2 separate regions of the Homo sapiens genome follow, and region 2 is linked to region 1. A link is an interaction called in ENCODE POLR2A ChIA-PET data of the cell type or tissue named here. Cell type or tissue: Panc1. All regions are shown on one strand. Links, peaks and the distances in the headings refer to the core of each region. The heading gives the core; the rest is flanking DNA. Region 1 overlaps ZNF721 (zinc finger protein 721). Region 2 holds the start of LOC124900162 (a long non-coding RNA gene).

The links. ChIA-PET counts read pairs that join two places held together with the same protein. Peaks named below come from ENCODE experiments on the same cell type or tissue, not always from the same donor. Only the 100,000 strongest peaks of a DNase experiment are listed, where the experiment ranks them.
Region 2: POLR2A ChIA-PET joins it to region 1 with 16 read pairs; 2 of 35 experiments call an interaction of 5 or more read pairs at or near these places.

The regions. Positions count from the first base shown.
Region 1 is chr4:447,986-453,369 of GRCh38, forward strand. The region is part of intron 2 of ZNF721 (zinc finger protein 721); the gene reads right to left. It also overlaps the pseudogene ABCA11P. Among named protein-coding and RNA genes, the nearest start is that of ZNF721, 48 kb to the right of the region's middle. In Panc1, for the core only: no CTCF peak of the experiment used is centred there; no DNase peak of the experiment used is centred there.
Region 2 is chr4:588,483-593,866 of GRCh38, forward strand. LOC124900162 (a long non-coding RNA gene) reads left to right here and starts at 302. Exons shown (of 2, transcript XR_007057986.1): 1 at 302-370. RefSeq lists an enhancer at 1-825. In Panc1, for the core only: no CTCF peak of the experiment used is centred there; no DNase peak of the experiment used is centred there.

The DNA of each region.
Region 1 (5,384 bases), core at 285-5,284:
TTTCTATAAAGAATAATGAAACAAGATAAAATATTCATAAGGAAACAGGAGACTTGAAAGCAGTATTAAACAATTATGCCTAACAGAATTGTAAAGAACACTGCTCAACGAGAATACACACCTTCCTGAATAGCTCATACAATATTCTCCTTGATAAACTACATATTAGGGCACAAAAAAAGTCTTAACAGAAGTTTTTAAAATTCAAATTTTACAGATTTCTTTTAATGACCAAACTGGTATGAATGTAGAATAAAAGAAAGAAAACTATAAACCCCGTCTCTACTAAAAATACAAAAAATTAGCCAGGCATGGTGGTGGGTGACTGTAGTCCCAGCTACTGGACAGGCTGAGGGAGGAGAATGGCGTGAATCTGGGAGGCGGAGCTTGCAGTAAGCTGAGATCCCACCACTGCACTCCAGCCTGGGTGACAGAGCAGGAATCCGTATCCCCCCCCAAAAAAAAAAAAAAATTACATACTTATAGAAATTAAACAATACAAACTAAAGATTGAAATAATAAAGATATCTAGACTGCTCAATGTAATCTACAGATTAAATGCAATCCCTGTCAAATTTGTAATTAAATTATTGTAGTAATAGAAACAGCAAACCCCATATTATATCAAATTAAGAAACAGTGAAGTACCCAACAATCTTCAAAAAGAGAAGCAATCTCAGAGGCTTCACAGCTCCTGATTTCAAAACACATACAAAGCTAAAGAATTAAAATAATTTGGGATAGATATAAAGCTGAACAGCTAGATTAATAAAATCTGCCAAAAATACAAACTCACACACGGTCACATGAAGAGTTTTAGACACTCATAATTACTGCAGCATTGTTACTGAAAGCAAATAAATGCAACACAGATTTCTCTCACCAAATTGATAAATTTGAAATATTAAAATGAAATATTACTCAGTTTGTAAAAAGCAAAAATTAAGTACAGTAAAGATAAACCTTGATGACATTAACACAAAATAAGTCATGAAGAGACAGAAACTGTATGAATCAACTTACATCAGATATCTAAAGTGGTCTGACTTTAAAATAAAAAGCAGAATTGTTTTTGTAAAGGGCCAGAAAATAGAAAAAGTAGGTAGTTGTTTAATGTGTACTGAGTGTTAGCTTTGCAAGATAAACATATTCTAAAGATAGAGTGCATAACAACGTTAATATGACTAAGCTGAATATTTAAAAATATATGATTGTAAAGTTTCAGCATTTTTGAAAACAAAAATAATATCTAAAAGAGATAGAGGTATGACAGTTTTGGAAATTATCTTCAAATCACGAAAGTGTTTCTTCCACACACACAAAAGTATAGATTTTCCAATAACATTTTTGTTATTGGAAAAAGACAATATTTTCAATAAATGGTGCTAGGAAAATTATCTACAAGATAATAAAAAAAATAAAACTAGGCTCCTACCTCTTATGATATAAAAAAGTCAATCACAAATAAAGATTTAAATGGGAAACCCAAATAAAGCTATTTGAAGTAAACATACAGGAATGCTTTACCACACAGTACAGAGCAAAGAATCTTAAGACCTCAAAAGCACAGGCAGAAGAAGCAAAAATATGCAAATGGGATTACAACAAAGTAAAAATGCTTTGCATAGCAAAGACAGCAGAGTGAAGAGATAATCTACAGAATGAAGGAAAATATTTGCAAAATATACATATGACAAAAGATAAATTTACAGAATATATAACAAACTTAACAAAAATACCACAATTTGAATATAGGCAAGAGACTTTAAGAGACCTTTTTCAAAAGAAATACAAATAGCCAAAAAGTACATGCAAAGATGCTCAACATCACTAATTGTCAGAGAAATGCAAATCAAAACCACAAGATACCACTTCACTCCAATTAGAATGACTGTAATTAGAAAGACAAAAATATGTTAGTGAGAATGAATAGAAAAGGAAACACATACAGTCGGTAAAATTGTAAGTTAGTAGAGCCATTATAGAAAAAAATAAGTATCACAGGATAACATATGTTTAAACCATCAACAAATGGTATTTTAACACTGTTTCTTTGACTCCTTGCCTACACAAATAAACTGTGGACGACCACACACACACAGAAAAAATAATTGAAATTGCTGGATCACATGTTCTATTTTTAATTTTTTAATTAAATGGGATTGCTGGAACATATGTAAGTTCTATTTTCATTGTAGCTAAACAAAATCAGTATGTCAAAGAGAAATCTACACTCCCATGTTTATTACAGCACTGTTTACAATGGCCAAGATATGGAATCAATCCAAGTGTCCAGAACTTGGATGAATAAAGAAAATGTAGTATATATACACAATAAAATAGTATGCATCTACAATACAGAATACAATTTTGATATTTGCCACAACACAAATGAACGTGGAGGCCATTATGTTAAGTGAAATAAAACAGATACACTGAGACAAATACCACATGATCTTACACATATGTGAAATCTAATATAAACATTTATGATGAAGGCTTTATGCAACTAGTCTCGGCAATCAGTTTTTGAATATAACATCAAAGGCTCAGGAAAAAAAATATGGACATACACATGGTACCACATCACTGTATAAAAAATATCTCAAAAATATTCAAGGCAGGGCTTTAATTACATGCTTACACATCTATTTAAAATATCCCAAAAAAGCCGGGCGCGGTTGGCTCATGCCTGTAATCCCAGCACTTTGGGAGGCCGAGGCAGGCACATCACGACGTCAGGAGATCGAGACCGTCCTGGCTAACATGGTGAAACCCCATCTCTACTAAACATACAAAAAATTAGATGGGCATGGTGGCAGGTGCCTGTAGTCCCAACTACTAGGGAGGCTGAGGAAGGAGAATGGCGTGAACCCAGGAGGCGGAGCTTGCAGTGAGCCGAGATTGCACCACTGAACTCCAGCCTGGGCGACAGAGCAAGACTCTGTCTCCAAAAAAAAAAAAAAAAAAAATATATATATATATATATATATATATATATATATATATATCCCAAAAATATTCAAGGCAGGGCTTTAAATACATGTTTACACAAGCATGTTCATTATTATTTACAAAAGACAATTCCTGGAAACACAAATGTCCCTTTAGAGATAAATATCAGATTTTTAAAATGTGACATATACATACAATATTTTATTTTAAAACAAAGATATTCTGACACGTCTCTGTGGAGAAAAAGTTAAATATTACATTTGAACTCAATTGAACATGGACACAAACAATGGTCACCAAGTTCCCAAACAGGTTGTGTGAGCCCCTTGACGTCTTCAGCCAGCACTGTTTTGAAGAAATCTCTATTTCAATCTATTCCTATACGTTAGTTATTGAAAAAGAATAGACAATCACAAAAACAAGTTGACCATTTTGTGTTCCTTGAGCCCAGTTCACGAAATGCCCTAGTGATGGGACCTCGTGCCAAACAACTCATTACAAAAATAGCTAGGGTCTCATAGCATGACGAAGCTTCATGAGACCCCTCCTCGTCTGTGCACAGATGGTGGCTGACTCTGGAGCCCAGGCTGTTGCTTCCCAGTCTGGTGGTGAATTCTCCATAGTCTGGTGAATGTAAATATATATACCCTTTCTCCCTTCTCCACTTCCCACTGCAATTTGGTTATTACATTTGCTTATTTTATTCTTATTCTGCATTGCTATTTACGTGAAATAAAGGTTGTTTATCCTTAAAGGTATTGTGTGTGTGTCTTCTTCTCCCCTAACGCATTTCCTGCACAGAACATTTTGGGTGTCAGGAACAGGATCCAAAAGCGAAAACGTGCCATTTTTCAGCCACGAGGACTGGGCTGGGAGGTTGGGGGCTTCCCATATCCTGGGATGGGAACTCCCCTAGTTCTCTCCCTTGGCCATTGAGTGGTCCAAGGGAACTGGCCTTTTTGAAAATTGGGAATCTAAATTAGTGCATTTTGAACCATTGGCTGTCTGTGAGGTGCTGCAGGGAATCCCAGTTGGTAAAGGGAATGCTGAGGTAATTTCCCGGTATAGATGGTGCTTGCTTACTGCTTGTAAGTTAATGTGTCAAGATAGGGACTGGTTGCTACACGAGAAATGTAAGCTGGAAAAAAAGTGCTAATCTGACATCCTGACTGGCCCTGGCCAGGCCTGTGTCTTGACTGACCAGGCTGAAAGCTATCAGCCTATTGCTGAAAAAAGCAGCTGTCCAAATAGCCGGTCAGGGTAAAACTGAAGAACTAGTCGGCTGGGGCTTGCAGCAGGTAAAAACCCAGCTCCTATCTCAAGGATGGGAAATTAACCCTAGGAAAATTCAAGAACCTGCAAAAACTGTAAAATTCCTTGGCATCCTCTGAAATACACGGTAATAGTCCATTTTACAAAAGGCTAAGGCTAAAATACTAGAATTTGCAACCCCTACCACTAAAAAGGAGGCCCAGAAATTTATTGGCTTGTTTGGATTGTGGAGACATCATATGCCCCACATGGGTAACATTTTACAACCTCTGCGTGCAGTCACTAGAAAACGCTATGACTTTCACTGGGGACAGAAAGAGAGCGTGGCTTTTCAACAAGCTGAACAAGCGGTGCAACTGACCCCAGATCTATGGCCCATACGAAACAGGCCAGTAGAACTGCAAGTAGCTGTCCTAGATCAACATGCTAATTGGAGTCTTAGGCAGAAACAAGGTGGGAAGAGGGTACCTTTGGGGTTTTGGACCCAGAAACTGCCATAGGCTGGCAAAGCTTATACCCCTTCCAAGAAGCAATTGTTAGCTTTTTATTGGGTTTTGCTGGAAACAGAGGACCTCTGCTTCAACCATGAGGTCTTTATGAGGCCTGAAATTCCTATTATGACTTGGGTCATGAGTTTCCCCAATACTCACCAGATAGGGCACACTCAAGAAAGCAGCATTATAAAATGGAAATGGTATACACAAGATAGGGCTAAGCCAGGACCAAAGGGGATACTGCTTTTGCATAAGGATGTACAAAACTTGCCAGCTCAGAAAACCACTGAGCAAGCCCTTCAGTTAGGGAAGGAAACCTCCCCCATCCAATGGGACAAATCCTTTAAAAAACTAAGCCCAGAGGACCAGAAACATGCCTGGTTTACTAATGGACCACCAAATACACTGGTGGCACTCGACGCTAGAAGGCCGTGGCTTACAGTCCTGTTAGAAAACATAAGCATTTCTGATGAAGGAAAAGGTGGAAGCAGCTAGCTGGTTGAACCAGTAATGGTCCTCTGAGCTATTTAGGAGGAGGCCAGAGGGATTTGTCAGTTGTATACCAACTCTTGGTCAGTAGCAGATGGTCTTACTACCTGGTTGCCCCAATGGCAATGAAACAAATGGTTAATTGGGAATAAAGAGGTTTGGGGAAAAAAATAC
Region 2 (5,384 bases), core at 308-5,307, 140 kb after region 1:
TTTTTCCCGTCGGTCAGCGGGTGAGTCCTTCCTCCGTTGTCCCTCCACGCGTGCGGCCATCTTTTCAGCAAAGGCATCTGGGCTTTTTCCCGTCGGTCAGCGGGTGACTCCTTCCTCCGTTGTCCCTCCATGCTGCGGCCATCTTTTCAGCAAAGGCATCTGGGCTTTTTCCTGTCGGTCAGCGGGTGACTCCTTCCTCCGTCGTCCCTCCATGCGTGCGGCCATCTTTTCAGGAAAGGCATCTGTGCTTTTTCCTGTTGGTCAGCGGGTGACTCCTTCCTCCGTCGTCCCACCATGCGTGCGGCCATCTTTTGTTGCGTGCCTACACTGTCGATGTCAGGCTGGGGACACACAGGACCGACCGAGCATGGTGAGATCTAGAATTTATGCCTCATTCAGTTAATGTTCTTTAGATATTTGTTCAACATTTATTTGGTAAGAAGTGGGTAAAAGTTTCCACTGATAAAGACCTTACACTTTCTCAGTAACCTATGTACCAGCTGTCCTTTCGCTCACATCTTTGAGCTTTTCTCCCTGTATTAGTCAGGGTTCTCTAGAGGGACAGAGCTCATAGGATAAATGTATATGAAGGGGAGTTTATTAGGAGACTTGACTCACACGATCACAGGTGAAGTCCCACAGTAGGCCGAATGCAAGCTGAGGAGCCAGGAAGCCAGTCCAAGTCCCCAAACCTCAAATGTAGGGAAGCTGACAACACAGCCGTGTCTGTGGCCAAAGGCCCAGGAGCCCCGGGCAAACCACTGGTGTTAAGTCCAAGAGTCCCAGAGCTGAAGAGCTTGGAGTCTGATGTTTGAGGGCAGGAAGCATCCAGCACGGGAGAAAGATGGAGGCTGAGGCCGTAAGACTCAGCCGGTCCAGTCCTTCCACGTTCCCCTGCCTGCTTTTATTCTGGCCGTGCTGGCAGCTGATTAGACGGTGCCCACCAGGATTGAGGGTGAGTCTGCCTTTCCCAGCCCACTGACTCAAATGTTAATCTCCGTTGGCAACGTCCTCACAGACACACCCAGGATCAATATTTTGCATCCTTCAATCCAATCAAGTTGACACTCAATATTAACCATCACACTCCCCAGCTCAAAAAAGCAGAGAAAGAACACAACTCGACTTTCTCAGGAGTGTTTGTGAGCAGAACTTGCTTAGGATTGCAGGGGTACGGTGGTTTCTAGGTCCACAGCACCTCCGGAGAAATTTCCATTATCTTTCCTCCTGCCACGCCTCCCTTCCAGCCTCAGGAAGACGGGCCTCCCACCTCTCAACCCCACTGTTCAGTCTTCCCAGCTCCTCCTTTCTGGATTTCCCTCAGGTCTCCTCCCGTCCCCTCCGTAATGCAGGGCAGCTCAGCTCTGTCCTCCCAGCTCCTGTCTTCAAGCTTGAGCAGCTCCCTCCAGCATCTCCAGGTCATCAGACACCACCTTAGAAAGTTGTGGGGATATTTTTAAAATGGATTTTTCTTTTGTAAGTTCAAGTTTAAGGGAGTCGGATTACTCGCTAGTTTTTCTATTTCTGCGTAACAAATTATCACCATTTTAGTAACTTAAAACAACACAAAGGCATTTTCTCCACTTTCTTCTTTTTCTTTTTTCTTTTTTTTTTGTTTTTGTTTGAGACGGCGTCTCACTCTGTCACCAGGCTGGAGTGCAGTGGCACCATCTCGGCTCACTGCAACCTCCACCTCCCAGGTTCAAGTGATTCTCCTGCCTCAGCCTCCCGAGTAGCTGGGATTACAGGCACCCACCACCATGCCCAGCTAATTTTTGTATTTCTGGTGGAGACAGGGTTTCACCATGTTGGCTAGGCTGGTGTCAAACTCCTGACCTCAGGTGATCCACCTGTCTCGGCCTCCCAGAGTGCTGGGATTCCAGGCATGAGCCACCATGCCCGGCCCTCTCTCCACTTTCTATGGGGTCAGTTGGGTCCTCTGCCCCTTGCACCTCCAGGCCAAAATTAAGGCGTCGCCCAGAGCTGTGATCTCATCTGAGGCACAAGGGTCTCTTCCAGGGTTGTTCTGGTTGTTGATTTGTCAACGATCAGTTGTAGGGCCGAGGCCCTCACCCCTTCCAGAAGTCACCACCCTTCCCAGGTGGCCCACATGGGCCAGTCTGCATCCTTCCACTCCTGCTTCTGCTCGCTCCTCTCAGGGCTCACCTGATGAGGTCAGGCCCACCAGAGGAGCCCAGGAGCCAGTGTGTGCTGGAGTCGACGTGCATTGGCTCCCGGAGTGGAAAGCTGCACTGCCAGGAGCTTTGCTGTTAGATACAGACATTGCTGAAAAGTAAATGATACGCACTTACAATGAAATAAAGCTTACTTAAAACATAGGTAATAAATACTCGAAGCCATTACTTTCTAATTATTTTACTACATTTTACATCGCCTGCATTCCTGAGATCACTGACATCAGCTGTATCTGTAGGGGTAAAAGCTGTAATGGGCTACCACGGTCTCTTCCTAGCACCATGCTCAGTGACTTTTTGTGTGTGGCTCCAAGTTGGCCATGAGGGGGGCATTTACACCACAGAAATTGGCAAATGCTACAAATGCGGCTGGGTTGTTGCTTTATTGACTGTCTAGATTTAATGAAGTTATGGGAAAATATGAGTAATGTAGATTAAATTTAAACGTGTGTTGTGGCTGTAACCATTACATTGTGAATACTACCAAAAATCAGGGAAATGTTCTTCCAGTATTAGAAAGTGACTCAGGAGAGGCACTCATGTCATTGATGAAGTGACGTTCCAATGTCTTTGTGATTTCAATTACCTTTTACTTATTAACATAAATGAAAGTATGAACCACGTTCAACTCAGAACTGCACTGTTCATTAATAATGTGAGGAAGCTCTCAGCTGGGTCAGATGATAATCAGGCATTTATACAAAGCCTGTTTTTGTGACACCATTATTGGTGATACAATTATAAAAATGGAGAGTGGCCCAGGTGCAGTGGCTCACGGCTGTAATCCCGGCACTTTGGGAGACTGAGGTGGGCAGATCACTGGAGGTCAGGAGTTTGAGAGCAGCCTGGCCAACATGGCGAAACCCCGTCTCTACTAAAACTACAAAAATTAGTCAGGTGTGGTGGTGTGCACCTGTAATCCCAGCTACTTGGGAGGCTGAGGCAGGAGAATTGCTTGAACCCCGGGGCCAGAGGTTGCAGTGAGCCAAGATCGTGCCACTGCACTCCAGCCTGGGTGACAGAGTGGGGCTCCGTCTCAAAACCAAACAAAAAACTGAGAGTGGATTTTGTAAGAAATAGCAAGTCACACTGGAGTGATAGGTACAAAACAAAAAACAGATAAGAATTTTAGCTTAAAATATATGTTTTTTGTTTTTTTTTTTTTTGAGACGGAGTCTCAGTTTGTCGCCCAGGCTGGAGTGCAGTGGCGCGATCTTGGCTCACTGCAACCTCTGGCCCGGGGTTCAAGCAATTCTCCTACCTCAGCCTCCCGAGTCGCTGGGACTACAGGCGCCTGCCACCATGCCCGGCTAATTTTTTGTATTTTTAGTAGAGACGGGGTTTCACTGTGTTAGCCAGGATGGTCTTGATCCTCTGACCTCGTGATCCGCCCGCCTCTGCCTCCCAAAGTGCTGGGATTACAGGCGTGAGCCACCATGCCCGCCCTGTTATTTCTAAAATTATATGAAGAAATTACTGATGGAAATTTTTATGTTAAACTCTCAAATAGTAGCATGTATTTTAATAACATAAAATTATTTTTCAAATTTTTATCCCTAACCCACCAAGAAAACAGAATAACTTATGTTTTTTAAGTGTGACGATGGTAAAAACAGACAGAGAAAAGAATCCTGGAGGTGGGGGGGTCAGCCCCCCGCCCAGCCAGCCGCCCCGTCCGGGAGGTGAGGGGTGCCTCTGCCCGGCCGCCCCTGCTGGGAAGTGAGGAGCCCCTCTACCCGGCCACCACCCTGTCTGGGAAGTGTGCCCAGCGGCTCATTGAGAACGGGCCATGATGACAGTGGCGGTTTTGTGGAATAGAAAAGGGGGAAAGGTGGGGAAAAGATTGAGAAATCGGATGGTTGCCGTGTCTGTGTAGAAAGAGGTAGACATGGGAGACTTTTCATTTTGTTCTGTACTAAGAAAAATTCTTCTGCCTTGGGATCCTGTTGATCTGTGACCTTGCCCCCAACCCTGTGCTCTCTGAAACAAGTGCTGTGTCCACTCAGGGTTAAATGGATTAAGGGCAGTGCAAGATGTGCTTTGTTAAACAGATGCTTGAAGGCAGCATGCTCGTTAAGAGTCATCACCACTCCCTAATCTCAAGTACCCAGGGACACAAACACTGCAGAAGGCCGCAGGGTCCTCTGCCTAGGGAAGCCAGAGACCTTTGTTCACTTGTTTATCTGCTGACCTTCCCCCCACTATTGTCCTATGACCCTGCCAAATCCCCCTCTGCGAGAAACACCCAAGAATGATCAATAAAAAAAAAGAAAAAAGAAAAGAATCCTGGTGCCCTTCACTCATGCACTTGCTTATTGACTTGTTACTGTCAGGCAGCCAGGGGTTGCTCTAGGCCTTGGGGTACAGCAGTTTGCAAAATGACAGGGCTCCTGCTCACTGGAGGAGCGTGGCGGGAGAGATGGAGATGAATCACATCTTCACAAAAATACACAGTTGCAGACTGTTAAGTCCAGCTGCTGAAACATACAGGAGCACATGGCAGGGGATGCTGTTGCATGGGGGCTGGGTGGCGTCCCCTTCGCACATGTGTCCCTAAGCCTCAGCCCTTGATTCTGTCCCTTCTGTCTACACTCACTCCCTTGGTGACCTCATCTAGTTTCTTTCTTTCTTTCCTTCTTTCTTTCTTCCTTCCTTTCTTTCTTTTTCTTTCCTTCCTTCCTTCTTTCTTCCTTCCTTCCTTCCTTCCTTCCTTCCTTCCTTTCCTCTTTCTTTCTTTCATTCTTTCAACATTTGAAGGTTATTTTTTTTTCTTTAGCTTTTAAGTTCAAGGGTACCTGTGCAGGATGTGCAGGTTTGTTTCATGGGTAAATGTGTGCCATGGTGGCTTGCTACACAAACCATCCCATCCCCTAGGTAAGAAGCCCGGCATCCATTAGCTATTCCTCCTGATGCTCTCCCTCGCCCTACCTGCCACCACCCTCCAACAGGCCCCAGTGTGTATTGTTGCCCCCCACCCCGTGTCCATGCATTTTCATCATTCAGCTCCCACTTGTAAGTGAGAATACGTGGTATTTGGTTTTCTGTTCCTACATTAGTTTGCTGAGGATAATGGCTTCCAACTCCATCCAGGTCCCTGCAAAAGGACATGATCTCATTCCTTTTGATGGCTGCATAATATTCCATAGTATAAATGTACCACATTTTCTTTATCCAGTCTATCGTCAGTGG